3 separate regions of the Homo sapiens genome follow, and all the other regions are linked to region 1. Evidence: read pairs that join two places in POLR2A ChIA-PET (ENCODE). Cell type or tissue: Caco-2. All regions are shown on one strand. Each heading gives the region's core, and the rest is flanking DNA. Links, peaks and the distances in the headings are about the cores only.

Region 1 (8,765 bases), core at 1,377-6,376:
GCGGAGGCCCCACCCGCCGCTCGCACTCACCCACCGAGGGCCGGGCGGAGCAGGTCTCCCGGCCTCCCGGGAAGGGCCGTGGGCGGGCGGGGCCTGCGGTGCACGGGCCGCCGCCTCCTCCCGGCTGCAGCGAGGGCGGACGAGCTGTGCCAGGAGGGGGTGGGGGGCGCAGCAGGCGCAAGCCCGGGCCCAGCCGGGGGCGGGGCTGCTCGGGTCGGGAAGGAGGCAGGGGAGGGGAGGGGGCCTCATCGCAGAGCTGGAATCAGAAGCAGATTCAGACGCGGGCTGGGCCAGCGGGGAAGGGGGCTGGGAGGCCCGGGAGCCAGGGGAGGGGCCGGGGAGCCAGGAATGCGCTGGCGGGAGGGGTCTGGAGGGGGGCAGCTCAGCCTTCGCAGCCCGTGGGGGACCACCCAGCAGGGTCCTGGGCCCACAGCCAGGTCTTTACTGCTCCTGGGGCTGTGCCACGTGCTGGACGGGGGTCTGGGTCGCCTCCTCCCTGAAGACCATCAGGCAGGCAAGGCCCCGGGTCTGACAGCAGAGGCCCTGGATGTTCCCCAGGTAGGGAAGCCAAGTAACCACCAGTTGAAGGGTCATCCCCAAAGCAGCATCTACTCGAGTAGAAGGAACCCAGGATTCGGTCAGGTCTAATTTTGAATCCAACTGCCCCATTTCTGGCTGCATGTCTTGGGCTCCTGTTTCCTCACCTGCCAGATGCCTGTTACTCAGCACGCGCTCTGAAGCTGTTGGATTTGATGAGTCTCAAGTGGCATCAGGCCCAAGTCGAGAGCTGCACAAATTGGAGTGTCTCCTGCCCATGTTGAGGAAGGGGGGCACCCCCATGGGCCTGAGCTGGGCTAAGACATGAGGCCAGCATCCCCTGCACCAGGCCAGATTCTGATCCCAAAGCTCCCTGGGTCTGCAAGTTTCTAGGGGCACCTCTGCCACGGGCCCAGCTGGCAGGGAGGACATGGAAGCTGGAGGGTGGGATGGGGTGGCTTCTTGGGGTTCGGGGGCTTGGTTAGCTGTTGAGGACCCCTCTGCAGGGGCAGGGAGTAGGGTTTAATCATGGGAAGGGGCTGGTCGCAACCCGGAGCCCACTGCCCTACGTCACAGCACGTTTGGGCAGGGAAACTGAGGCAGAAGCCCAGCTGGGTGGCCTGGGGACTAGCTGGGGATGGGGTAGCTGTGCCTGGGAGCGACACCACCAAAGAGGGTCCAGGAACAGCTCTGGTCAGAGAAACCTCCTCCCCTCCGACTTTCAGGTCCTTGACAGAGGAGGCCAAGCATCCCAGGGAGGGGCAGGGAACAAGTTCCGTGCAGGGCCAGCATCGAGGCCTGAATGCCCCGTTTCAGATGGGAGGCCAGGCCTGCAGCTGGTGGAGGAGGCCACGTGGGTGCTACCCTGGACACGACCAGAGATGAGCAAGGACCAGGAGGAAGAGAATGGAGAGGTAGACGCATCCCGCTGTTGGGGAGAGGAGGGGCAGGAGGACACGGAAGCCTCCTAGGGGAAACTGAAGGACCAGAGGAGGGAGCAGGAGGGCCTGACCATGGAGGGGAGGAACGGGAAGACAGGGTGATAGGGCACCTGGCTTGGCTCCTGGAGCAACTGACACTGGCTGGTGGGCACCTTCTCCTTGCCACACATCTGCATGTGACAGCCACAGATGCACAGGGATGGGGGCACCGGAGGACTGAACAGAGAGGGCTAAGGGGCTCTCTCTCTGCCACAGGGCCCCTGCCCCTCAGCTTCCTGATAAAGAGAATGGGAATTGTGTCCTTTACAAGTTGAGGGACCTCAACCTGACGGGGCTCACGCTCCGCTCTGTGGGTCAAGCTTAGAACCTGAAACGTCCCAACCACCCTCTTCAAGGTCCTTCTGGCTCCCAACCCCCACCCCCCGACACCCCACCCTAAGGGTGGGAGGAACCCTGGGGGGACTATGGGGGCTGAGATCATCATTCTGGGACAGTGGAGAGAAAAGCCCAGGCCTGACAGAGGGGTCCCACTGGCCAGAGACAAGCCTCTGGGGAAACCCAAGCTGTCTCTGGACGTCAGGGCCACTGCCAGACTGGCTGCCAGCCAGGCTGCAAGAGGGACAGTGGCCAGCAGCCTCTTCCACCCTCATCAGAGGGGCTGGCTTTGTCTCCAGCTCAGCTTCCCTGTGAGCCAGGACTGGGGTCTGCAGAACGTCTGGTGGCTTCTGGGGTGGGGGAAAGTAGGTGCCTGGGGCTCAGCCCTGCCCCAATTGTTCATCTGGGTCAGCAGCAGCGGCGGGAGGCCGTGGGCCCAGAGGGCCATTGTACCGCCAGCTCCCCAGGGAGGAGGCCGCTGGTCACAGGGCCTCTCCCCAGGAACAGTCCTCTGCACACGCTACTCTGCCCCCACCCCCAGCCCTCACAGATGGTGTTTGGGAGTTAGGAAGGGCCTCCCCACAGCGCCCAAGCGGGACTTATTGCTCCCCAGGGACCCAGCCACCTGTCCCAGCCCCTGGCTGGGGCCTCTCCCACCTCCCACCTCTCCACTGGCCCTGCCCCCTCCTGGCACCTTCTGCAACAAAGAAGCTCCGCCTCCCCTCCCCCCACCTGCAACTCAGGCCGCAGTGCTTCGCCTCCCCCTCCCCACCCCACCCCTCACCCCTAGAGTGGCAGCTCCAGCTTTGGGGCACAGGCTGGGGAGAGGGCATAGATGGGCTGGACAGTCCTAGGCGGCAGGGAGCTGAGAGTCTTTCCTGTAAGATGCCCGTTGATCCAATAATTCCCTGCCCAGCCCAGAACCTGCTGTCTCCCCCCAGACGCCTGCAAGCCACCACATGTTCACCTATTGCACATTTATCGAGCGCCTATTATGCCTCGGGGGGTTTCCAACCGAGCTCCGAAGGCAGACAGCCCAGGAGCAGACACAGCGCCGGCTCCCAACGGCGGGTGGTGTGGCCGAGCCCGCGTCGCGCTGCCCTGCACCCAGCACCCTCGCGCCGGGTCGATCCCCCAGCCTCGCAGACCGCTGCCCAGCCAGGCCGCTCTGCGGTCGCGCCAGCTCTGCGCGCCAAGTCAAAAGCTGAAATGCGACGTTGGACGGAGGAGGGAAGAGAGGGAAAGCAGAGAGGGAGGGAGGGAAACGGCCGGTGGCCTTCTCTGCCCAAAGGGTTCCAGAAGAAACGATTTGGGGATGGGGTGTGGGGGGCGGCCTCTGCGACCACGCTTGGCACTGCGCCCGCCCGGCCGGGGCGAGGTTGGAGGGAGGGGCGGCCGGCTCGCGGTGACCTCGATGGGAGGGGGCCTCGCCCGCGGCTCAGGGCGCCCCCGGCTCCCTGCGCCCGGCCCTTCGCCTCCGCCGAGCGCGCCAGCACAGGAAGGCGGCGGTCAGAAGCCCCAGGCCCGCACTGAGCGCGGCCAGCGACGAGCCCTGGGCCAGGTCCAGGCGGGGTCCCCGCAGCGAGAAGGTGATGGCCGTGGCAGCCGCACCAGCCAGCACGGCCACGGCACCGAACGGCAGAATGCAGCGAGGCCACGAGCCCCCAGCGCCGCCGGTGGCCAAGAGCAGGGCGCGCAGGGCCCCGGGGGGTTCCGGGTGCGCCAGACCCGGCCCGGGGGGCGAGGCGGGCGCCGCTGGGGGAGGCTCGAGCGCGCTCATGCCGCCAACGCGGTGGCCGCGCTCGGTGGGTGGTGTGGACGCCCGCGCAGTCCCAGTGGCGTTCCAGGCTCGCCACGTCAGAGCCCATTGGCTCCAGAGGCGGTGACGCCAGCCGGGAGCCCGAGGAGTCAGCTGCTACCTCTGGGTTTTGGCGGGGAATCGGGGTGGGCGGGCGTTAGTCCGAGGAGGCGGCTTGTCTTTCCCGCCCTGGACTCCTGTGTTGGGGCCTCCTCAGGACCCCCACAAAGCTATCTAGGCCGCCTCCCTGCTCCAGGACACCACTGTCCTCTGGGTTGGCCCCCGGGATTGGTGGATCATTGAGTCAGTGCACATCTGGCTCCCATCAGGGCCTGGCCGGGGTAGGGGGGATAGCACCCCTGTCCTCCTGAGGCAGACATCCAGTAGGCATGGGGGATGAGCCATGAGCCAAGTCAGCCAGTGAAATAACGTCAGGTAGAGACCACCTGCTCTGGAAAGCCACGGGGGTGTACGGTCGCAGCGTGGTTGGGGGTTTCAAATGAGTCAGTGGCTCCTGCAGATAGAGGCACCTGGGCATAAGCCTGGAGGCAGCAATGGGGTTGCCGGGAGGGGCGAGGCTGGCTGATCTGCACAAGGGGTGCGACCCTGGGGCTGCTGCCAGGCTGCGGTGGCAGGGGGTGGAGCTGCCCTGTCCCTGGAGGCGCCCCCTCAATGCAACGAGGACCATGGTTTTTGGTTTCCTGTCTTGGTCTCTGTCATCTGGTCCCCAGCAGCCCTCAACTTGGGACTCTGGGTCCGAGCGTGTTTCTGGCCCGCTGGACTATAAGGCCCTTTACAAGCACGACCTACCTGCGACGCTCCATCTGGTTCTCAGAAGACCCGGCTTTCTCCAGGTGTCATCCACCTCCTGTCCTGCTGCCCTGTCCAGGGGGGGCACCTTGGTGAAGAGGCCGGTCATCTTCCCTGTCGCAGGTCCCTGCCCAGAGCAGCGCTTGGTGGAGCTCCGGCACTGTCCACACAGAGCACCTGGCCCCAGCTCCCAAAATGTCTGGGATGCCTCGGGCCCTCAGTGCAGGTTCGTTTAAAGAACACTACGAGCACTGGCCATGGCCAACACCACGGCCTCTGTGGCCAGCAGGGTTTTTTTTTTGAGACGGAGTCTTGCTCTGTCACCCAGGCTGGAGTGCAGTGGTGTGATCTCGGCTCACTGCAACCTCCACCTCCTGGGCTCAAGCGATTCTCCTGCCTCAGCCTCCCAAGTAACTGGGATGACAGATGCGCACTACCAAGCCTGGCTAATTTTTTGTATTTTTAGTAGAGACGGGGTTTCACCGTGTTAGCCAGGATGGTCTCAATCTCCTGACTTCATGATCCGTCCGCCTTGGCCTCCCAAAGTGCCGGGATTACAGGCATAAGCCCCCGTGCCTGGCCTTTAGTTTTTATATTTTGAATGGAGACAGGGTTTCAACATGTTGGCCAGGCTGGTCATGAACTCCTGACCTCAGGTGATCTGCCTGCCTCATCCTCCCAAAGTGTTGGGATTACAGGTGTGAGCCACCACGCCCAGCCTGTGGCCAGCACTTTAGATGCCACATCAAGTAATCTCTATGCCGGCCCCTGAGGTCATCACCACCATCACCCAGCATGACAGTGGGGACAAACCTGGACAACTGGGGCTGACTCCTTGAGAATCTTGCCCAGTCCCAGGGCAAGAAACAAGTCATGTTGCAAACACCTCTGTGGCTGCAGAGGGCCCAACCCTGACCCATGCTCTTTCCTGCCTTCCTGGGGAAGGGAAGGAGGCTTGGAGGAGGTGAGAGTGGAGTGGCTAAAGGGTGAAGAGGTAAAAGGCCCTTCCTGGTGGAGGCTCAGTGTGAACCGGTGACCCCACACCTGCCCCAGCACCAGCGCCAGGAGGGGGAGCTGGGCATGGGCACCAGGAGACAGTGGGAAGCAGAGCCGTGTGGCTGTGGCAGAGACAGTGGCCGGCCTGTTCTCCAATATGGCCTTGTGGTTTTCGTGTCCTCCGATGAATGCATACAGCCTACAGCCTACAGGGGGCAGGGCTTTCAGCAATGCTGGGCCTGCCTTGAGTGGCCTTGTCCCGTCCTTTATACAGAAGGGATATCGAGACAGAGTCTCGCTCTGTCACCCAGGTTGGAGCACAGTGGTGCAATCATGGCTCACTGCAGGCTCAAAGTGCGAGGCTCAAGCGATCCTCCCGCCTTAGCCTCCCAAGTAGCTGGGATTACAGGCAGACACGCCATGCCCGGCTCATTTTCAAATTTTGTGTAGAGATGGGGTCTCACTGTTGTTCAAACTGGTCTCAAACTCCTGGCCTCAAGCAATTCTCCCACTTCAGCCTCCCCAAGTGCTGGGATTACAGGCGTGAGCCACCACACCCGGCCCACTTATAATCTTGATAAATACACTTGATATATTCTTTTTCAGCATGACATGTATCAACCAGTGATATAACTTGATAAAATCATAAAGAAACAACAAGGGCTCACCAAGTCCTACCTTGGCATGATTTAAATACATATGCTTTCAGCCAGGCACGGTGGCTCACACCTATAATCCCAGCACGTTGGGAGGGTGAGGTGGGAGGATCACCTGAGGTCGAAAGTTTGAGACCAGCCTGGCCCACATGGTGAAACCCCATCTTTACTAAAAAAAAAAAAAAAAAAAAAAAAAAAAAAATAGCCAGGCGTGGTGGCCGAAGCCTGTAGTCCCAGCTACTCGGGAGGCTGAGGCAGGAGAATCGCCTGAACCCAGAAGCGGAGGTTGCAGTGAGCTGAGATCACGCCACTGCACTCTAGCCTAGGCGACAGAGTGAGACTGTCTCAAAAACATAAATAAACACAAATGCTTTCTAAAGTGGCTTTAATATCACACAAGCGGCTCTTTGGTCTACAGTGAGAGAAAACAGAGGGAGCCAGGAAAGGCTCCCCGCTGGCCTCTGGAGTCCAGGAGCCTTAGGAAGGCTGAAAGCCAGCCCTGACCAGCAGGCTTAGTTGTCCTGAGAAGAGCCAGTGAGGCCACCTGGTCCAGTTCACCAGGTTTCCCAGGGAAGCACAGGCATCTCTGGGTCCCCGAGCACAGTGCCAGGGAAGACACCCCCAATCCCCATCTGAACAGGCCGAGGGCAGCATGGGAAAGGCTCAGACTGCAGGTTCATCCCGCAGGATGGTAAGGACACGTGCTCCTCCCTCGCAGAGCAGGCTGTGCACAGCCCGGCACAGGGCCAGCCAGGGCGGCCCCTGCGGCTGTGCAGCGCTTACCAGGGGGAGGAGTTCAGCCATCAGGACCTGGGGGCAGGGCAGGGCAGGGCCAAGGTCTCAGGGGCACCTAGGCGGGGGGCAATCCTGGGACAGGCTTCGAGGCCCCCATGCTTCAGCCCTCCTCCCTCCTTCTGAGGCTCCAGGCTCCCTCCTGCCGTCCCAGCCCCGTCTGACCCATGCACTTCCCAACCCACACACACAGACCCCAGGCTTGCCCCCATCCTCCTGGGTCCTGGGGGGTGGAGCAGTCAAGCCCCTACCCTCGGGTCCTCAAGGCTGCGGACCTCTGTTGCACCCCCACCTCCTCTTCCAGAAGCACCTTTTCCAAGTGGATCTGCTGGTCCAGCACAGCCACTCGCAGCTTGAGGGCCGCCAGGGTCTGCAGCTCCTGGGTGCTGGAGTAGACAAGCAGCTGGGGGCTCCATGCAGGCTCCGCTCTACCCCCACAGGACGGCGAGGCTCCGGGGGGCCTCCCCACAGGACATGGTCTTGGTGGCTGTTCCGCCACCGCTGTGTGCACAGGAGAATGTGGCCTTTGGGGTAGCAGCCGAACCCAGGGCCCCGCTTTTCCTGTGTGCCTGGCCCTCCCGCATCTGCACCACCTGCCCTGCCTTTAGGAGAAAGGTGGGCTTTCAGGACAGCCCCATGCAAGATGGTGTGTCTTGGGCCTGGACTTGCTGGCAGGGAGTCCTCTGTGGGGTGGCCCTCTGCCTGCCTAATTTCTTTACTGTGTTTATGCATGACTTTTATGAGATTGTCTTTCCTTTTGACAAATGATGTATCTTCACTCTTAAAACTTCAAGCAATTAGAAAATACAAAGGAGGAAACAAGTTCTATAAATAACCACCTCACGCAATCCCAGGCGAGTCACCTCCCAGGAGCTGATTCTCACGAGCTACTTTCTCTTTTTTTTTTTTTTTGGAGACGGAGTCTCACTCTGTCACCCAGGCTGGAGTGCAGTGGTGCAATCTCAGCTCACTGCAATCTCTGCCTTCTGGATTCAAGCAATTCTTGTGCCTCAGCCTCCCAAGTAGCTGGGATTACAGGTGTGCGCCATCATACCCAGTTAATTTTTGTATTTTTAGTAGAGATGGGCTTTCGTCATGTCGGCCAGGCTGGTCTTGAACTCCTGACCTCAAATGATCCGCCTGCCTTGGCCTCCCAAAGTGCTGGGATTACAGGCGTGAGCCACTGTGCCCGGCCTCACACGCTACTTTTTCTTTTTCTGAGACGGCATCTCACTCTGTCGCCCAGGCTGGAATGCAGTGGCGCAATCTCAGCTCACTGCAAGCTCCTCCTCCTGGGTTCACGCCATTCTCCTGCCTCAGCCTCCCAAGTAGCTGGGACTACAGGCGCCCACCACCACGCCTGGCTACTTTTTTATATTTTTAGTAGAGACAGGGTTTCACCGTGTTAGCCAGGATGGTCTTGATCTCCTGACCTCATGATCCACCCGCCTTGGCCTCCCAAAGCGCTGGGATTACAGGCGTGAGCCACCGCGCCCGGCCCTCACATGCTAGTTTTTCAACAACTGGGTGAATAAGCAACTGCTCAGAGCAATGAGGTTCTGTGTGCGGGGAGCAGCGAGGTGGGAGAGCTGCCCTGAGGAGGAGAGGAAGGCTGACTGCTCCCATAGGACGACTGGTGAGGACCCAGCACACTGGGGAGTGGCGTGGGAGGGGTGGAGGGGCCCACCAACTTGCATCTGGTCCCTGGGCTGCTCACCCTTCCCTGAGGCGCAGACAAGCCTGGCTAAAGCACCCTGTCCCCGGCCCAGACCTCAGTGCAGGTGGCAGGGTGGGGGCGGGGTCTCACCTGCACGCAGCTCCTGCAGCCTGTGCAGACACTGGCCCACCATGGCCTGCAGC
Region 2 (9,864 bases), core at 2,144-7,143, 130 kb after region 1:
TTAGGGAAACAGGCAGTAGCAGAGATTTTGTGGAAGTCTGTCCCGATAGCTCCCTTTGGAACCACGTCTCTGGCTTAAAAATACACCCTATGAACCCCTGCCAGAGCTTCATTGTAAACGCAGAGCCTGTGATCCTAGGGAGGCAGCCGCCTCCAACTCCAGGCAGCGCCTGTGGTGCTGAGTATGAGCGCCAGCAAGCTAGGGCTCCATCAGGGCCTGCGATGCCAGTGCCACAGCCTCAAACCAGCCTCCCCAGCTCTCAGCCAATGGCTGTGGGTTGTGCATTTGTTCCTACCTCATCCCCACAAGGGCCACTGAGGTTATAAATTGGCCTTGGCCAGTGCAAGTGATTCACATCTGTAATCTTGGCACTTTGGGAGGCCAAGGCGGGAGGATCACTTGAGGCCACAAGTTGGAAGAACAGCCTGGGCAACATGGCAAGATCCCATCTCTAAAAAAAAAAAAAAAAAAATCAAACAATTAGCCGGGCATGGTGGTGCACACCCATGGTCCCAGCTATTTGGGAGACTGAGGTGGGAGGATCACTTGAGCCAGGAGGTCAAGGCTACAGTGAGCCATGATCACACCACTATCTATACTCCAGCCTAGGCAAAAGAGTGAGACCCTGCATGAAAAAAAAAAAAAGGCCTCAGACTTTTTTTTTCATGTGTACTGTTATGTGTAAAAGAATGAATGTAAACATGCAGCCCAATATATATTATGTGTTATAAATTACAATTACTGTCCTGATGTATTATGGACATAGAAATATATACAAATTTGGATCTTTTAAAGGGACGAAGGCCAGACAGACATGGTGGCTCACACCTGTATACCCAGCACTTTGGGAGGCTGAGATGAGACAATCCCTTAAGGCCAAGAGTTTGAGAACAGTCTGGGCAACATAGTGAGACCCTGTCTCTACTAAAAAAAAAAAAAAAATAGCCAGGTATGGTGGCGTGCACCTGAAGTCCCAGCTACTGTGGAGGCTGAGGAGGGAGGATCGCTTGAGCCTGGGAATTCAAGAATGCAGTGAGCTATAATGATGCCATTGCACTGCAGCCTGGGAAACAGAGCAAGACCCTGTCTCTAACAGAGAAAAAAAAAAAAGGATGAGAGGTGAAATAAACATGATTAAATTTATCCAACATATGAATGCTACAAAAACTATTGTATAAACATGCTTTTTAAAGATGAAAGCCATGTGTCCACATCCCATTTATAAACTCTCATTGAATCCTAAGTCCCAGCATTTAAGATCAATTGTAAGTTCTGTTTATTGGCCAGACGAGGTGGCTCACGCCTGTAATCCTAGCACTTTGGGAGGCCGAGGTGGGTGGATTGCTTGAGGTCAGGAGTTCTAGACCAGCCTGGTCAACATGGTGAAACCCCGTCTCTACAAAAAAAAAAAAAAAAAAAAAAATTAGCTGGGCGTGGTGGCGGGCACCTGTAATTCCAGCTACTCAGGAGGCGGAGGCAGGAGAATCACTTGAACCTGGGAGGCAGAGGTTGCAGTGAGCCGAGATTGCACCTTTGCACTCCAGCCTGGGCAACAAGAGTGAAACTCTGTCTCAAAAAAAAAAAAAAAAGTTCTGTATATTTCAGGCCCTAGTTATTAACAGCATTTACACATTAACATGATACAGAGAAAGGCACAGACCCTGTGCTTACGAGGCAGGGTACTTGTTTTTCAATTTCATTTACCCATCATCTGAGGGCCCTTGATGAATTTGGGCTGGGTATGTTCAGGGGCTATCAGGGTAGGTGGAGATTCTGGTGTTGAAGATGTTTTGGTGTGCGGGTGTAAATGTTCATATAGACAGTACGCTTGTAGCATCATTGGGAACGCAGTCACGTAATTGTGGAAACCTCTTCAAACGTCTGTTTTCACAAATGCTCTATTCTTGGTACAGATTCTTTTTGAAAAGCTGTAACTCTCATATACTGTCACTTTTTCTTTGAAGGGACAGATTACGTTGTGTCTATTTAAAAGAAAAAAGGTAGATGACACACTGCTGCAGTCATTTGTCATTAAAAACGAAAAAATGTCTCCGGATTTGGAACTTTTCACAAAAGAAAATCTGTACCTTCTCCTTAAATTCTCTGACTCTTTGAAATACTAAGCCATGAAATGACCAGTAAACCTCCAAGTCACACAAAAGATACTCATGGTCATTTTCCACATCACTGCGAAGCATTGTAAAGCTTTCGCTATTTAAGGGTCTTGAGTTTTTGTGGTTTGTTTGTTTGTTTTAATTGACCACAACTGGAAAGCTCTGAAACTTGTAAACTCCAACACGCCTAGGATGCTTAAAGTAGACTTGTGGTGAGGGCCCACCATCACTCCCCACATCACAGGGTGCCTCCTCCTCAGTCAGGATGCCACGGCTGCTGACATACAAGCCAGCGTGAACACCAGGGTCTGTCCAAGTATTAAATGTCAGTAAAGCTGGCAGGGTGTGGTATCGCATGCCAGTGGTCCCAGCACTTTGGGAGGCTGAGGCAAGAGGATCATTTGAGCCCAGGAGTTTGAGACCAGCCTGGGCAACATAGTGAGACTCGTCTCTACAAAAAAAAGCCAGGTGTGGTGGTACATGCCTGTAGTCCCAGCTACTTAGGAGGCTGAGGCAGGAGGATCACACCACTGCATTCCAGCCGGGATAACTGTGTGTGACTGAGATCCTGTCCCTACAGGAAACAAACAAACAAACAAACAAATCAGTGAAGCCATTTTTTTCACATTTTTAAAGAAAAATACTTACAAGTAGATTTTTTCATCACTTTTTCACTGCTGCAGGTTGTCTAGCCCACCCCATTTGGAGACCACTGGGAAGGGGTGAGGACCATACTCTATAAATGTGCCTGCTTTTTTTATATATTAATAATATTTAGGGCCGGGCACAGTGGCTTACACCTGTAATCCCAGCACTTTGGGAGGCAGAGGCAGGCAGATCACTTGAGGTCAGGAGTTCGAGACCAGCCTGGCCAACATGGTGAAACCCCGTCTCTACTGAAAATACAAAAATTAGCTGGGCGTGGTGGCGAGTGCCTGTAATCCCAGCCACTCAGGTCGCTGAGGCAGGAGAATCGCTTGAACTCAGGAGGTGGATGTAGCCATGAGCCAAGATCACGCCATTGCACTCCAGCCTGGGCAACAAGAGTGAAACTCCGTCTCAAAAAAAAAAAAAAAGAACTAATATTTAAGTCTGGCACGGTGGCTCACACCTGTGATCCTAGCACTTCAGGAGGCTGAGGCAGGTGGATCACCTGAGTTCAGGAGTTCAAGACCAGCCTGGCCAACATAGCAAAACTCCATCTCTACTAAAAATACAAAAAATTAGCTGGGTGTGGTGGCGGGCATCTGTACTCCTCAGCTACTTGGGAGGCTGAGGCAGGAGAATCACTTACTTGAACCTGGGGGCCGGAGGTTGCATTGAGCCAAGATCGGGCTGCACTCCAGCCTGAGTGATAGAGCGAGATGCCGTCTCAAAAAAAAAAAAAAAAATTACTGGTGTTTGGGCATTTCATCCACAGGATCCATTGAATTAGACATTTTCAAATATTTACTGTGTACCCGTCTCTCAAAAAAGATAATGTCCTAGATAAAGGATTAAACAAAACCAGTCACCCTCACCCAGCATCACTGCCCATTGGGACACACCCCGAGCTCCCTTCTTGGTGCAACATCCAGCGCCTTGATGACATGGGCCCAGGGTCTGCGCCTTTCCTGGCTCATTCTCTGCACTGCCACTCGGAATGACTCGCTGCTCCCCATACACAGTCTGTCTCCAGGATCCTGTAATGTCCTTCCTGTCCCAACTAATGAGTCATTCAAGACCGGCTTCCCATGTCACCTCCCCCCATCACCCTCCCGGGCCATCTCCCTGTCTTGCTCGCTGTCTCACACACGCAATTAATTCCTGTCTTCTCCTGAATCTTGCCATACTTTATTTAGCATCCGTCACAGCAATTACAGTGCATGCAAGTGTTCAGGGACTGTGAACTCCTTGGATTAAGAATGTTATCATCGGCCAGGCGTGGTGGCTCATGCCTGTAATCCCAGCATGCACTTTGGGAGGCTGAGGCGGGTGGATCACAAGGTCAAGAGTTTGAGACCAGCCTGGCCAGCATGGTGAAACCCTGTCTCTACTAAAAATACAAAAAATTGGCAAGGCATGGTGGCGCACGCCTGTAATCCCAGCTACTCAGGAGGCTGAGGCAGCAGAATCGCTTGAACCCAGGAGGCGGAGGTTGCAGTGAGCTGAGATCACACCACTGCAGTCCAGCCTGGGCAACAGAGTGAGACTCCGTCTCAAAAAAAAAAAAAAAAAGAATGTTATTTTCATTTCCAAATCCTTAGTACCTTGTACAAGTGCCCATCAGACAGCAAAAACTTGGCAATTGTTGAATGAACAAATGCTTTTTTGTCTTGTATACCCTAAAAGACCATGGATTCTACCGGCCTCCATTAATTGACTGTCCTCCGTGCCTCAGTGCGCATACACGCGGATCTTTGATGCTGGCTGGCTGTTGCAGACTCCTGGTGTCAATATTGGGATGTTGGGTCCTCCCCTGAAGGAAAAGCACCAAATGTGACCAGCACCACACCTGTGGCAAAGCGAGCAGAGCCATGGTTGGCGGCTCTCTTTGTGCATCTTGGGGCGGTTCACCTGTGGCTTTATCAAGGCCCCCTTCTTTCCATGAGTGGATTTCTCTATGCCTTTGTGGACAGGCTTTCATGGAGGGAGGTGTAACCAAGCTCAGAATACAACAGGAACACATGGCGTAATGGGTCTTGTGCCCCTCACTCTGGCCTGTCCCTTCTGTTCATGGGTCTCAAGACCCACCACCCCCAGGGACCTCTGCTCCATATATGCAGATATAAAAACTTCTTTTGAAAGGGCTCATAAGGGCCAGGCAGCATGGCTCATACCTATAGTCCCAGTACTTTGGGAGGCCAAGATGGGAAGAAGATTGTTTCAGGCCAGGAGTTTCAGACCAGCTTGGGCAACATAGCAAGACTCCATCTCTGCAAAAAATATAATAAGTAGCCAGGTATGGTGGCATGTGCCTGTGGTCCCAGCTGCTCAGGGGGCTGAGGCAAGACGATCACTTGAGCCCAGGAGCACCAGGCTGCGATGAGCCCTGCTCACGCAACGGCACTCCAACCTGGGTGACAAAGCAAGACTGTGTAAAAAAAAAAAGGGCACATAGGAATTGGGTGGCAAATTCAAGCCTATGGTGCACACAAAAATACCTGCAAACCACAAATAAAGAAATGGAGGAGGCAATCGGTGCGGGTCTTTGGACACAAGAAGACAGCCACAGCTGTGGCACACTGCAAACGCGGCAATGGTCTCATCAAGGTGAACGGGCGGCCCCTGGAGAAGATTGAGCCGCCCACGCTACAGTACAAGCTGCTGGAGCCAGTTTTGCTTCTCAGCAAGGAGCGATTTGCTGGTGTGGACATTCGTGTCCGTGTGGAGGGTGGTGGTCATGTGGCCCAGATTTATGCTACCCGTCAGTCCATCTCCAAAGCCCTGGTGGCCTATTACCAGAAGTATATGGATGAGGCTTCCAAGAAGGAGATCAAAGACATCCTCATCCTGTATGACCGGACCCTGCTGGTAGCTGATCCCCGTCCCTGCGAGTCCAAAAAGTTTAGAAGCCCTGGTGCCTGTGCTCGCTACTAGAAATCCTACCGATAAGCCCATCGTGACTATCAAAATTCACCTGTATAATAAACAGATTTTGAAGGATTTTAAAGTTTCAAGGAAAAAAAAAAAAGAAATGGAGGAGTTTGGGATTTCTCCAATTTGCTGCTGAGCACTGGCCGCCTGAAGAGCCACAGCGCTTGTTAACTGGCACAGCCGATGGCTCTTGAGCTGACAACAGTTACTGGAAAGACCATTTGTAGAAGAATTTGTGCCATCAAGAGAGTTCTGAGAAATGAGCAGCCTGCAGTATGCGCTCACTCTGCACCGAGTCAGTTGCTTACCTAAAAAACAAACATTGAGATACTCAATGATATGTGTGATGTTTAATATTTTAACAGTAAGCAAACCTTTTATAGAGAGGGGAAAAGGTTTGCCTTCCCTTTCCTGACTGTGTCCCGGGACTAGTGAAGAGAGCCTCTTCAAAGGGAAGTTCTTGAAGCTCTGCTCTTGTCCTCTTGCTGGGCAGAGGCGGCAGCTTTAGGAGTGGCTGGAGTCCTGAGTGTTTAACTTAGAGTAGCTGATGGGGGCTCAGCCGGGGCCGGTCCTGGGCCTCAGTCATCAGCACTTCTGGAGACTCTGCCGCCTCGGCGTCAAGTGCAGAAGGAACATTAACTTCTTTCTCTTGTGTACATTTGCTTTTGTAACAAAAAACTTGCCAGATTTTGTAATTCTAGGATCTCTTCCTTTAAACTCCTTTTGCTGAAACAGAACAGATGCAAGCGTAGTGTTCAGTGAGACTTTAGGTAAAGCCTCACACGTATCAGGCAACAAGCTGGGTGCCGTGGGGGCACAGAGATAAAACCTCGGCAGGGCACAGTGGCTCACGCCTGTAATCCCCACACTTTGGGAGGCCGAGGCGGGCGGATCACTTGAGGTCAGGAGTTTGAGACCAGCCTAGCCAACATGGCAAAACTCCGTCTCTATTAAAAATACAAGAATTAGCCGGGCGTGGTGGCATGTGCCTGTAGCTACTTGGGAGGCTGAGATGGGAGGATCACTTGAACCTGGGAGGTGGAGGTTGTTGTGAGCCGAGATCGTGCCCAGCCTCGGCGACAGAGCGAGACTCTGTCTCAGAAAAAAAGAAAAGAAAAGAAAAGAAAACTTCTATTAAGGTGATGGGGCTTAGGGGTCTTTTTTACCTTTCAGTTTCTGATGTTATGTTCTAGGAGTGATATGCAAAACTTGTATGAAGTTGGAAGTTGTTCTGTGTTTTTAGGACCCACAGGTTGTAGTAGTGTAGTAGTTAGAAGACAGACTTGGAAGTTAAAACAAGCCAAGGTTCAAGCCCTGACTTGGCAGCTTCTTGCTGTGTGATTTTGGGCCAGGCATTTCCTCCTTGTTTCTTCGTCTGCAAAAGGGTGATGTTCCAGGTCAGGAGATCGAGACCATCCTGGCTAGCACAGGGAAACCCTGTGTCTACTGAAAAATACAAAAAAAATTAGCCGGGCGCTGTGGTGGGTGCCTGTAGTCCCAGCTACTCGGGAGGCTGAGGCAGGAGAATGGCGTGAACCTGGGAGGCGGAGTTTGCAGTGAACAGAGATCGCGGCACTGCACTCCAACCTGGGAGACAGAGTAAGACTCCGTCTCAAAAAAAAAAAAAAAAAAAGGGTGGTGTTGCCAGAAGCCAGGAGAGGATGAGGAGGTTGTAGAAGCAGAGTGCTTACAAGCAGGAAAGCAGAGTTTCAGCTGGGTACAGTGGCTCACACCTGTCATCCCAACACTGTGAGAGGCCAAGGTCGGCGGATCACTTGAGGTCAGGAGTTTGAGACCAGCCTGGCCAAAGTGGTGAAACCCCATCTCTACTAAAAATACAAAAGTTAGCTGGATGTGGTGGTGGGTGCTTGTAATCCCAGCTATTTGGGAGGCTGAGGTAGGAGAATCGCTTGAACCTGGGAGGTGGAGGTTGCAGTGAGCTGAGATGGCACCACGGCACTCCAGCCTGGGCCACAAGAGTGAAACTCTGTCTCAAAAAAAAAAAAAAAAATAGAGCTTATATTCTTTTTTTTTTTTTTTTTGAGACAGGGTCATCTCGGAGCTGATGACTCTGAGTTAGCACCATCTCGGTTCACTGCAACCTCCACCTCCTGGGTTCAAGCAATCCTCCCACCTCAGCCTCCCGAGTAGCTGGGACAGGCACACGTCACCACACCTGGCTAATTTTTGTGTTTTTAGTAGAGACAGGGTTTTGCCATGTTGGCTGGGTTGGTCTTAAACTCCTGACCTCAGGTGATCCGCCCAGCTCAGTCTTCCAAAGTGCTGGAATTGTTCAGGCATGAGCCACCGTGCCCGGCCAGGTGTTTATTTTCTAAATCCAAAATTTTTTATCAGATCTGCTCAGTTTTAAGTAACATCCTCAAAATCTATTTTGCTCTTCTGTTTTCTAACTTGGTAAGAGGTGTTTTATAATTATTTTCCAAATTACACTCAAACACCTTCCATCTGTCCAAAGGTGCTGGAGAGTCATGCCTGTGAGCCCTGGGCACCTCCTGATGTCCTGCGAGGTCACGGTGTTCCCAAACCTCAGGGTTGCCCTGCCCCACTCCAGAGGCTCTCAGGCCCCACCCCGGAGCCCTCTGTGCGGAGCCGCCTCCTCCTGGCCAGTTCCCCAGTAGTCCTGAAGGGAGACCTGCTGTGTGGAGCCTCTTCTGGGACCCAGGTGAGTTCCCTGGTACTGCCCTGCAGCCTGTGTGGGAAGGGGGGTGGTCTATCTTTCTGACCTTCTCTCCCAGCCCTGGGACTGGAGAGGACAAGATTAAGCATGGGGATCTTTCCTTTCTTGGCCAGACTTCCAGTAAGGGAGGTTGTCTGTTCCTCTAACCAGAAGACTTCTTTGAACTGTGACGGTTTTATATTCCTCACTTGGTAGAGGCAGAACGTTCATCTCAGCCAACCCCACGCCCATCTGGAGTGTACTTCCCCGGGATGATGGCCCCAAATGGAGGCACCGGCCTCTTCTTTTTGCCTAAACCACTTCTAGAAACCTTTTATAAACCACAGGCCTTAATGTGTATCTTTAAGTCACTGCTGTTTTATTCATCATCAGCAACTGACTTTGAGACAGGTCTTCTACCTTATTAATTTTAAAAGAATTGGGATAATTTATTAAGTTGCCCCTTAATAGCACTTCATACTATTTTAGCTTTAATTTCTTCACTTTTTAACAATATGATTCATTAAAAGTCATATTTTAAATTAATTTTTAACTGTTTGCAGTTGTATTTCATGTAAATATTTATTGACTACCCTTTAAAGCATAAATTTTGAATATTATTAGATATCAACAGCCACATCTTAAAAAAAAAAAAAAGCAAGAGTTTTAATTTAAAAAGAGCCTTGATATAAATGATTTTCAATGGACTGAAACCAAACCAAAAGTAAAATGGGTCATTTAAAAAAAAAAAAAAACCCTTCCCCGTGCGCTGGAGTCTCCCGGGTCATTGTCGGGGAGCGCTAGCTCATGGTGATCTAGGAATGACTCGCTAATTGTTTGCCTTTCTATCCCGTGCATCTTAACCTGGCTGATGGATGATGTTGGGTTTGGATCAGCCATGAGTGTGGAGCTGAGCAACTGAACCTGAAACTCTTCCACTGTGAGTCAAGGAGGCTTTTCCGCACATGAAGGACGCTGAGCGGGAAGGACTCCTCTCTGCCTGCAGTTGTAGCGAGTGGACCAGCACCAGGGGCTCTCTAGACTGCCCCTCCTCCATCGCCTTCCCTGCCTCTCCAGGACAGAGCAGCCACGTCTGCACACCTCGCCCTCTTTACACTCAGTTTTCAGAGCACGTTTCTCCTATTTCCTGCGGGTTGCAGCGCCTACTTGAACTTACTCAGACCACCTACTTCTCTAGCAGGTTAGCAGCTCATGAACTCTTGAAGTTCATGAGATGAACTTAACTCTGGGTTCAGTGTCTGTGTTCCTTTTTCTTACTTTATTTGTATAGAGATAGGGTCTTGCTATGTTGCCCAGGCTGGTCTCGAACTCCTGGGCTTAAGGGATCCTCCTGCCTCGGCCTCCCAAAGTGCTGGGTTTACAAGCATGAGCCACCACACCCAGCCTCTGTTTCTGATATTTGAAATTTAGTAAGACAGATTTTAGCTAAATTGAGGGAATACCTTTACAGATCTAAGCTCTCATTTCTGCTATCAC
Region 3 (10,930 bases), core at 3,280-8,279, 51 kb after region 1:
CTGGGATGCCCCCGATCTGGGCATACATGACCAGCATCTCATGGCCTGTCATGAAGTTCAGCAGAGCATCAAACTGAGGACAGTAACCAATCCACCGCCATACCTGGGTCAGAAAACAGCCCGGAGAGGGAGGCACGTCAGAAGAAACCTCCTCCCACCAGGCTCACCAAGCCTCCAATGAGGCAAGGGCCTGGACACCTGCTGGTCTTGCTCCAGGCTGCTGCCTCTGCCACTACCCGCATCTGCCATGTGAATGCACAGGCACACTACTAAGGGGCTGTGAGTGGAAGTAGAGTAATGTAAGGGAGCCTGGGACAGCCCTTGCTGCTGGTGTTGTGGACAGGGTGGAGCGCTTGTTTGGCTCCTCCTCCAGCCCACCCAGTGTGAAACCTCAGCACACAGTGCCTCCCTACTTCCTGGTGCCTTTGAAGCATCCAGTCAATACAAGAGGCTTGCTTTGCTTTTTTCCCCTTTAGAAATATTTTCTATTAGGCATGTAATCTGCAAATAGATTTTCTTTGTAAAATATTCATGCAAAGACTCCTGCAGTCTGTTGGCTCAGCCCACTGTGGCCAGGCAGCTGTGCACCCTCTACACTTCTGTGTTGGCAAAGGCACCTGCGTGGGCCTGTGCTCCTTGCTCAGGACTGGCTGGGTGCTGTTTTTGCCAAATGGTATCATCCCATATCTACCATTCTGTAACATGCTTTTCTTTTTTATTTTCTTTTTTTGAGATGGAGTCTCGCTCTGTCGCCAGGCTGGAGTGCAGTGGCGTGATCTTGGCTCACTGCAACCTCTGCCTCCCAGGCTCAAGCAATTCTCCTGCCTCAGCCTCCTGAGTAGCTGGGTTTACATGTGCACGCCACCACACCTGGCTAATTTTTGTATTTTTAGTAGAGACAGGGTTTCACCATGTTGGTCAGGCTGGTCTCGAACTCCTGGCCTCATGATCTACCTGCCTCAGCCTCCCCAAGTGTTGAGATTACAGGCATGAGTCACCGTGGCCAGCCAACATGCTTTTCTTACTCAATATTATGTCTTAAAGATATTCCTAGGTCAGTAAATACAGATCTACCCCCACTTATTTTAACTGCTTCTTAGTTATCCAGGGAAGGCTTCTAGATTTCATTTAGCTGTTTAAAAATTTCATTTGACTCATTTCCAGGCTTTCGCTTTTATTTATTTATTTTTTTTTTGGGACAGTCTCACTCTGTTGCCCAGGCTGGATTGCAGTGGTGTGATCTCAGCTCACTGCAACCTCTGCCTCCTGGGTTCAAGCCATTCTCCTCTCAGCCCCCTGAGTAGCAGGGGCTACAGGTGCACGCCACTACGCCCAGCTAATTTTTTGTATTTTTAGTAGAGAGGGGGTTTCACCATGTTGGCCAGGCTGGTCTCAAACTCCTGACCTCAGGTTTTTGCCTTTCTGAACTTGCAGCTGACCACCCTGGTTTGTGTCCATGTTCATCTACTCCCAGGTGCTGGAAAGAGTGGGATGCCATTTCTGAGAAGTAACCACTGTTTTTCCCTCCTATTTTCTCCCCTCTTCTCCCTATTCAAACAGCTGGACAACCCTGGGCTCCACTGCCTGAGGTTGGAGGATGGGAAGGATTTTACAGAGTGCAAAACAGAAAACCACATGGAGGCTGGGCACGGTGGCTCACGCCTGTAATCCCAGCACTTTGGGAGGCTAGGCAGGTGGATCACTTGAAGCCAGGAGTTTGAGACCAGCCTGGCGAACATGGCACACACCTGCAATCCCAGCTACTCCGGAGGCTAAGACATAAGAATTGCTTGAACCCAGGAGGCAGAGGTTACAGTGAACTGAGATCATGCCACTGCACTCTAGCCTGGGAGACAGAGGGAGACTCTAAGAAAGGAGGAAGGGGAAGGGGGAGAGGAAGGGGAAGGAAAAGAGAGAGAGGGAGGGAGGGAGGGAGGGAAAGAAAGGAAACCACATGGAGTGTCTGCTTAGTGAAAGAGAGGTAAGGGAGACGGCTGTCAGTGTGGAAGAATGTTACGGAGACCTCACACAACTAAGGGCCCGGCTTTGGTTCCCAGAGTGGGGCTTCCCCCTTTTCCTCCTTCTTTTTATAACAGCTTTATTAAGATACAATGCACATACCACATAATTCACCAATGTGTACAGTTCAACTGCTCTCAGCACGTTCACATCCATCATCACACTCAACTTTAAACACTTCATTGTTCCCAAAAGAAACCCTGTACCCATGAGTAGTCACTCCGCGTTCCCTTTAACACCTCCAGCACCTGACTACCACTAATAAGCTTCCTGTCTCCATGGCTTTGCCTATTCTGGACATTTCATATGAATGGAATCACACAGCATATGATCTGTGTCTGGTTTTCTGGTTCATCCATGTTGTGGTGTATGTCAGTGCTTCATCCCTTTTTATGGCTGAGGAATATTCCATATCATACAGCAAGACCACATGTTGTTTATCCATTCATCTGTTGATGGGCATTTGGGTTGTTTCCACTTTTAGCCACTATGAGTAATGCTTCTATGAACATTCTTTTTTTTTTTTTTTTAAAGGTTATTTATCTTTCAACATAATTCTCACTCAGACAAGAGAATAACCTTTCCTTAATAAGGAACTTACTGTCTTTTTTTTTTTTTTAATTATACTTTAAGTTCTAGGGTACATGTGCACATTGTGCAGGTAAGATACATATGTATACATGTGCCATGCTGGTGCACTGCACCCACTAACTCGTCATCTAGCATTAGGTATATCTCCCAATGCTATCCCTCTCCCCTCCCCCCACCCCACAACAGTCCCCAGAGTGTGATATTCCCCTTCCTGTGTCCATGTGATCTCATTGTTCAATTCCCACCTATGAGTGAGAATATGCGGTGTTTGGTTTTTTGTTCTTGCGATAGTTTACTGAGAATGATGATTTCCAATTTCATCCATGTCCCTACAAAGGACATGAACTCATCATTTTTTATGGCTGCATAGTATTCCATGGTGTATATGTGCCACCTTTTCTTAATCCAGTCTATCATTGTTGGACATTTGGGTTGGTTCCAAGTCTTTGCTATTGTGAATAATGCCGCAATAAACATACGTGTGCATGTGTCTTTATAGCAGCATGATTTACAGTCATTTGGGTATATACCCAGTAATGGGATGGCTGGGTCAAATGGTATTTCCAGTTCTATGAACATTCTTATACAAGTTTCTGTGCGGATGTAGGTTTTTCAGTTCTTTTGGTTATATACCTAGGAATGGAATTGCTGGGTCATATGGTAATTCTATGTTTAACCTTTTGAGTATCCTTTTTGATAATTTTAATCTTTTAACTGGAGTCTTTGTCCACTTATATTTAATGTAAGTACTGATGTTTGGATTTAAATCTAATATATATATATAATATATGTATTTTATATATATATATATATAAAACTTTTTTTTGAGACAAGGTCTCACTCTCTTGCCCAGGCTGGAAGGCAGTGGTGTGATCATGGCTCACTGCAGCTTCAACCTCCTAGGCATAAGTGATCCTCTCAGCTCCCAAGTAGCTGGGACTACAGGCACACACCACTGCACCCGGCTAATTTTTAAATTTATTGTACAGGTGGAGTTTCGCTATGTTGCCCAGGCTAGTCTCAGATTCCTAGGTTCAAGCCATCCTCCCGCCTGGGCCCCCCAAATTACTGGGATTACAGGTGTGAGCCACCATGACTGGCCTAAATCTATCATCTTATTCAGGGCTAGCTAGCCCATATGTTCTATGTTCCTTTTTCTCAATTCTTCGATCATATTATTTTTTTCATTTTTCTATTTTTCCCTTCTATTAGCTTAAAAATATGTACTCCTTTCTCCTATTACATGGGTTGTTCCTTTAGAGATTAAAACACGCATCCTTGACTTAGCAATGGATATCATTAGCTGTTTACCGTATTCATGAGTAAGGTAAGGACCTTAAAATACTTTAACTTCTTTTACCCGCTCCTGACTTAAAGCCATTGTTGTCATGTATTTTACTTTTATATGTATTTTAAACCTCATAAGACATTATTATTATAGCTTTCAGTCAAAACTGACACATCCCCCCCCTTTTTTTTTTTATTTGAGACGGAGTCTCGCCTTGTTGCCCAGGCTGGAGTGCAGTGGTGCAATCTCGGCTCACTGCAAGCTCCACCTCCCAAGTTCAAGCGATTCTCCTCCCTCAGCCTTCCATGTAGCTGGGACTACAGGCGCGTGCTACCACACCCAGCTAATTTTTTTGTAGTTTTAGTAGAGACGGGGTTTCACCGTGTTGGCCAGGATGGTCTCTATCTCCTGATCTCGTGATCCACCTGCCTTGGCCTCCCAAAGTGCTGGGATTACAGGCGTGAGCCACCACGCCCGGCCACACATCTCCCTTTTAAAAACAAAAAAAACAAAAAAACAAAAAAAACAACCACTTGGCCCAGCACGGTGGCTCATGCCTGTAATCCCAGCACTTTGGGAGGCCCAGATGGGCAGATCACGAGGTCAGGAGATCGAGACCATCCTGGCCAACACGGTGAAACCCCATCTCTACTACAAATACAAAAATAACCCGGGCATGGTGACGCGTGCCTGTAATCCCAGCTACTCGGGAGGCTGAGGCAGAAGAATCACTTGAACCCAGGAGGTGGAGGGTGCGGTGAGCCGAGATCACGCCACTGCACTCCAGCCTGGCGACAGAGCGAGACTCTGTCTCAAAAAAAAATAAAAAAAATAAAAAAATAAATAATCACTTTTTACTCCTTTTTTTAACCCTGGGTTCCCAAAGTGCTGGGATTACAGGCATAAGCCACCCCGCCCAGCCATCCTTTCTGTATTTTTTTTTTAATAGGGTCTTGCTCTGTCACCCAGGCTAGAGTGCAGTGGTATGAGCATGGCTTGCCATAACTTCAAATCCTGAGCTCAAGTGAACCTCCTACTTCAGCTTCTGGAGTAGCTGGGCCTACAGGAGCAGGCCACTACACCCAGCTAATTTGTTATTTTTTGTAGAGATGGGGGTCTCACTGTGTTGCCTGGGCTGGTCTCGAACGAACTCCTGGCCTCAAGCAATCCACCTGCCTTAGCTACCCAAAGTGATAGGATTACAGGTATGAGCTCTGCCACCGCACCTAGCCCTTTCTGAATCTTTGAGTTTCCATCTGGGATCATTTTCCTTCTGCCTGAAACTTACTCTTTATTATCTCCTTTTGCATACATCTGCTGGTGATAAATTCTCTCAGCTTCTATTTGTCTGAAGGTCTTTTTAAAAATACCTTCTGGCCGGGTGCTGGTGGCTCACACCTGTAGTCCCAGCACTTTGGGAGGCCGAGGAGGGCAGATCGCCTGAGGGTGGGAGTTCGAGACCAGCCTGGCCAGCATGGTGAAATCCCGTCTCTACTAAAAATACAAAAATTAGCTGGGTGTGGTGGCAGGCACCTGTAATCCCAGCTAATCCGGAGGCTGAGGCAGGATAATCGCTTGAACCCAGGAGGCAGAGGGTGCAGTGAGCCTAGATCATGCCACTGTACCAGCCTGGGCAACAGAGCGAGACTCCATCTCAAACAAACAAACAAACAAACAAAACTTTCTTTCCTAAGTGTAGTTTTATGGGTTACTTTACTCTAGGTAGGTTGTTTCCTCTTATATCACTTACAATGTATCATTCTATTGTCTTCTGGCCTCTATTATTTCTGTGATGGGGCCAGCTGCCAGTGTAACTGTTGCTCTTGTGAAGGGACTCCACGTTTTATCTCTGGGTCCTTTTAAGACTTTTTCTTGTGTTTGGTTTTCAGCAAATTTACTATACTGCTCCTAGGGGCTGATTTCTTTTTGTTATCCTGCTTGGGGCTAATAGGGCTTCATTTGTGATTGATGTCTTTCATACATTTTGAAAAGTTTTAGCCATGTGGTTTCAAATGTTGCCTTGTCTGCCCTTCCTTTTGGAACTTCTGTTACACACATATTAAGCCTTCGCACTGTATCCTTCCTATGTGATTAGTCATATGTTGCTGCATAACAAATTACTCCAAAACGTGGGTGTAATTTGTTATTTCATGGTTTCTATGCATTAGATCAGGAATCTCAGAGCAGCTTAGTTAGGTGGTGCTGGTCAGGGTCTCTCATGGGGTGCTGCTAACCTGTCAGTTGGGCTGGAAGTCTCCTGAAGGCTAAAGGAGCTGTTTCCAAGTGGCTGGCAGGTCTCAGGTACTTTCTGACTGCTCCTCAGCACACAGACCTCTCTGCAGGGCCACCTAGGTGTCTGCATGACATGGCAATGGCACTTAGCTTCCCTCAGAGTGAGTGTGCTGGTTAATTTTTTTTTTTTTTGAGGCGGAGTCTCGCTCTGTGGCCCAGGCTGGAGTGCGGTGGCGTGATCTCTGCTCACTGCAAGCTCCGCCTCCCGGGTTCACGCCATTCTCCCGCCTCAGCCTCCCGCCTCTGCCTCCCGAGTAGCTGGGACTACAGGCACCCACCACCATGCCCGGCTAATTTTTTGTATTTTTAGTAGAGATGGGGTTTCACTGTGTTAGCCAGGATGGTCTCCATCTCCTGACCTCGTGATCCGCCTGCCTCAGCCTCCCAAAGTGCTGGGATTACAGGCGTGACCCACCACGCCCCGCCAGGGGTGCACTTTTAAAATTTAATAAATAGTGCCAAATTGTCCTCCAAAAAGCTTGATCTTACCAATAGCCTATGGGGATGCCTATTTCCGATTCTGTTGATAATACTAGATATTATCTGTCTATAAATCCTTAGGTAAAATTAGGCATATTTTCATATGGTTATTAGGCACTGGATGTTTTTTCTTCTATGAATAGCCCATTTATTTCTTCAGCCCATTTTTTACTAACAAATTGTTCATATTTTCTCACTGATTTATATGATGGAGATATATATATATGTGTGTATGTATATATATGTATGTGTCTTTGTCCTTTATGTATGTGTCAAGTATTTCCGTTATTTAACATCAGTTAATGTGTCTTTTCTTATATAGACTTGAATGTTTATGTATTTAAATATTATATACTACTTTGTCGTTTCTGGGTTTCATGGCAAGCTCTGGAGGGTCTTCCACATCATAAAGGTAGAAAACTATACTTCTGAGCCAGGCACGGTGGTGTGCACCTGTATAGTTCCAGCTATTCAGGAGGCTGAGGTGGGAGGACTGGTTGAGTCCAGGAGTTCTAGGCTGCAGTGAGCCATAATTGCACCACTGCACTCCAGCCTGGGCAACAGAGCAAGACCTTCTTTCTTAAAAAAAAAAAATGAGGGGAGGGGCCCAAAGGTTGTTTGAAAGTCTGTGCTGGGCATGTGGCCACAGGAATCCTGACTGTCCCCTAGCAGGTGGTTACATTGTTCTCTACCACCCACCAGCACTGATTATCAGGGAACATGCTGCTCCAGCAGCCCCCGAAGGCACCCTCCCTTTGGACAGAGGCCAAGTCTGTTTGCTGCTCTTTTCTGGGGAATCTATAGGAGAATCACGTGAACCTGGAAGTTTGAGACCAGCCTAGGCAAAATAGCAAGACCCCCATCTCTACTAAAATACAAAAATTAGACTGGCATGGTGGCACCTGCCTGCAGTTCCAGGGAAAAAGTGAAACCTTACCTCTAAAAAAAAGGAAAAACTATTCACCAGTCATGGTGGCATGCGCCTGAAATCCCAGCTACTTGGGAGGTTGAGGCAGGAGAATTGCTTGAACCAGGAGGTGGAGGTTGCAGTGAGCTGAGATTGTGCTACTGCACTCTAGACTGGGTGACAGAGCAAGACTCCATCTCAAAAAAAAAAAAAAAAAAGAAAAGAAATTGAATTTGTAGTTAAAAATCTTCCACCAAAACAGAAACTTTTGTCTTTTCAACAAATGGCACTGGGACAATTACACATATATGCAAAAGAATGAATTTGGATCTCTACCTAACACCATATAAAAAATTAAAATGAATCAAAGGCCTAAATGTAAGAGCTAAAACTCAGCCGGGCGCAGTGGCTCATGCCTGTAATCCCAGCACTTTGGGAGGCCGACGCAGGCGGATCACGAGGTCAGGAGATCGAGACCATCCTGGCTAACATGGTGAAATCCCGTCTCTACTAAGAATACAAAAACAAAATTAGATGGGCGTAGTAGCAGGCAGGTGCCTGCTACTCGGTAGTCGCAGCTACTCAGGAGGCTGAGGCTGGAGAATGGTGTGAACCCGTGAGGTGGAGCTTGCAGTGAGCCAAGATCCCGCCACTGCACTCCAGCCTGGGTGACAGAGCAAGACTCCATCTCAAAAAAAAAAAAAAAAAAAAAAAGCTAAAACTCTTAGAAGAAAATGTAGAGGTAAAACTTCCCTATCTTGCATAAGGCAATAATTTCTTAAATCAAAAACACAAAAGAGAAAAGAATAGATAAATTGGTCTTTGTCATAATTTCATAATTAAAAGCTTTTGTTCATCAAGGGACACTGTCAAGAAAGTGAAAAGACAACCTGCAATATAGGAGGAAATATTTGAAAATGATATATTTGACAAGGTCTAGTATCCAACTTTGTAAAGAATTATTGGCTGGGTGTGGTGGCTTATGCCTGCAAGCATTTTGAGAGGCCGAGGTAGGAGGATTGCTTGAGGCCAGGAGTTCGAGACCAGCCTGGGCAACATAGTGAGACTACTGTCTCTACAAAAAATTAAAAAATTAGCCGGGCACAGTGGCATGCACCCGTAGTCCCAGCTACACAGGAAGCTGAGGTGGGAAGATGGTTTGAGCCCAGGAGGTCGAGTCTGCAGTAAGCCGTGATTATGCCATTACACTCCAGCCTGGATGACAGAGTAAGACCTGTCCAAAAAAAAAAAAAAAAAAAAAAAAAAATTTTTACAACTTCCTGATAAAAAGAAAAAAGACAAATAACCTAATTAAAAATGGAGGAGGGATTTGACTAAATAGCTCTCCCAAGAAGATATACAAATAGCCAATAAGCACATGAAAAGATGCTCAACATCATTAGTCATTAGGAAAACAAAGACCAAAACCACAATGTGATACTAATTTATACTCATTAGAATAGCTATAATAATTTTTTTTAAAAAGAGATGGGGTCTTGCTATGTTGCCCAAGCTGGCTTCAAGCTCCTAGACTCAAGCGATCCTCCCACTTCAGCTGGGACTACAGATTGAACAGCTGGGACTACAGATGCATGCCACTGTACATGGCTTTATAATACAATTTTTAAAAGGAATTTAAAAATGTTGGAAAAGGGGGCATAAAATTACCACCAGACCTGCCCTATAAGAAATGTTGAAAGGAGGTCAGGCACAGTGGTGCATGCCTGTAATCCCAGCTACTCAGGAGGCTGAGGCAGGAGAATCGCTTGAACCCAAAAGGCAGAGGTTGCAGTGAGAGCTGAGACTGCACCACTGCACTCCAGCCTGGGAGACAGAGTAAGACTCCGTCTAAAAAAAAAAAAAAAAAAAGAAAAAAGAAAAAAAATTGATAAATGAAATTTCATGCTATGTATATTGTACTATAATTTAAAAAGTAAATAATTTTTTAAAGCGTTGGAGAGGATGTGGACAAACTGGAATCCTCAGACTTTGCTGGTAGGAATGTAAAATGGTTCAGCTAATGTAGAAAACAGTTTTGTAGTTCCTCAAAATGCTAAACACAGTTACCATATGACCTAGCAAATATAGTCTTGGTATATACCCAAGAGAACTGAAAACATGTTCACATAAAAACTCATATCCAAATGTTTATAATACTGTTATTCGTAATAGCAAAAGCAGAAACAACCCACATGTCCATCAACAGATGAAAAGATAAATTGTGGTGAAACCATACAATGGACTAACATTCAGCTACGCAAAGGGATGGAGCACTGACACCTCTTACAACATGGATGAACCTTGAAAACATTATTCTAAGTACAAGCAGACAGACACAAAGCTCACACATTGTATTATTCCATTTATGTGAAATATCCAGAACAAGCAAATTCATAACAGCAGGAAGCAGATTAGTGATTGCGAGGGGCTGGGGGAAGAAGGGAATGGGGAGTGACTGTTAATGGGTATAGGGTTTCCTTTTGGAGTGATGAAAATTTTCTAGAATTAGATAGTGGGGAAGGTTACTCTGCATATACCAAAAACCACTGACTTGTAAATTTTATTCTTTTTAAAAAAACTCTTATCTCATGACAGATTACTGACTTGTAAGCTTTAAAAGGGCATATTTTATATGAATTATGTTTCAACAAAAATGTAATTAACAAATTCCATTTACAATACTCACAGACTTCATTACACTCAATATCACTCAGGTTCTTGACACTGCAAAACCTCTGTAGTTCAGAGTTGTAATATAAGTTGGTGAAAGCCATCCCCAGGCAGTGCCCTGGAAGTATTAGGAATGTATAATCCAAGGATTTTGAGATTGTTGCATAGCCTAGCTATGCGAAGAGAATAGAAAATATTAACTCTGCTTGCAGGAAGAAAAGGGCATATCTTCTATTATCTATCCTAACCCACGTTATTGTATATCCATCATTACAACATCAGACTCCCAGGCCTCCAGACCAGAAAACTGGTTCTCCCTGACTCCTCTTCCTCTATAGTCATTCAACCTCTAAGACCTAAGTATCTTTCTTCTGCTATGCTCCTCGAATCTGTCACTTTACTTCTTTCCAATTGTTCACGCGGGAGGATCTGCAAGAACACGGTGTGTGTGGGAAAATCAGGAGCACAGCCGCAGCATGGGCTGCATCTGCGGAGGTGGGGGAGCTGAGGGCAGAGGGAAATGAGGTTTACAGGTGATCTGCGTCCAGATAGCAGGGGTGAATTGCCGGCTCCCAAGTTGTTTGAGTGTCATCTTCCAGATGATAAGGAGGATGCAGTTCCTGCCTCTATAGTTTGTGGAGATAAAACTATCACCAAGAGTCCCTTAGGAGACAGAATGACTC

The links. ChIA-PET counts read pairs that join two places held together with the same protein. Peaks named below come from ENCODE experiments on the same cell type or tissue, not always from the same donor. Only the 100,000 strongest peaks of a DNase experiment are listed, where the experiment ranks them.
Region 2: POLR2A ChIA-PET joins it to region 1 with 7 read pairs; 6 of 35 experiments call an interaction of 5 or more read pairs at or near these places.
Region 3: POLR2A ChIA-PET joins it to region 1 with 5 read pairs; 13 of 35 experiments call an interaction of 5 or more read pairs at or near these places.

What each region holds. Positions count from the first base shown.
Region 1 is chr16:2,462,680-2,471,444 of GRCh38, reverse strand. It overlaps TEDC2-AS1 (TEDC2 antisense RNA 1), which reads left to right and starts at 3,232. Exons shown (of 1, transcript NR_135198.1): 1 at 3,232-6,495. TEDC2 (tubulin epsilon and delta complex 2) reads right to left here. Exons shown (of 10, transcript NM_025108.3): 8 at 8,713-8,765; 9 at 7,216-7,406; 10 at 6,482-6,923. The coding sequence ends at 6,777. NTN3 (netrin 3) reads right to left here and starts at 148. Exons shown (of 6, transcript NM_006181.3): 1 at 1-148. It overlaps MIR6768 (microRNA 6768), which reads right to left and starts at 7,478; the gene lies at 7,407-7,478. RefSeq lists silencers at 1-10, 3,274-3,323, 3,334-3,673, 3,734-3,783 and enhancers at 1,944-2,023, 2,184-2,323, 2,283-2,826. In Caco-2, for the core only: no CTCF peak of the experiment used is centred there; a DNase peak (open chromatin) is centred at 3,744; H3K4me3 peaks cover 1,484 bases.
Region 2 is chr16:2,328,157-2,338,020 of GRCh38, reverse strand. ABCA3 (ATP binding cassette subfamily A member 3) reads left to right here. Exons shown (of 33, transcript NM_001089.3): 2 at 8,167-8,373; 3 at 9,264-9,568. It also overlaps the pseudogene RPS16P7. Among named protein-coding and RNA genes, the nearest start is that of ABCA3, 7.6 kb to the left of the region's middle. In Caco-2, for the core only: no CTCF peak of the experiment used is centred there; no DNase peak of the experiment used is centred there.
Region 3 is chr16:2,411,753-2,422,682 of GRCh38, reverse strand. It overlaps the pseudogene ABCA17P. Among named protein-coding and RNA genes, the nearest start is that of CCNF, 12 kb to the left of the region's middle. RefSeq lists an enhancer at 275-324. In Caco-2, for the core only: no CTCF peak of the experiment used is centred there; no DNase peak of the experiment used is centred there.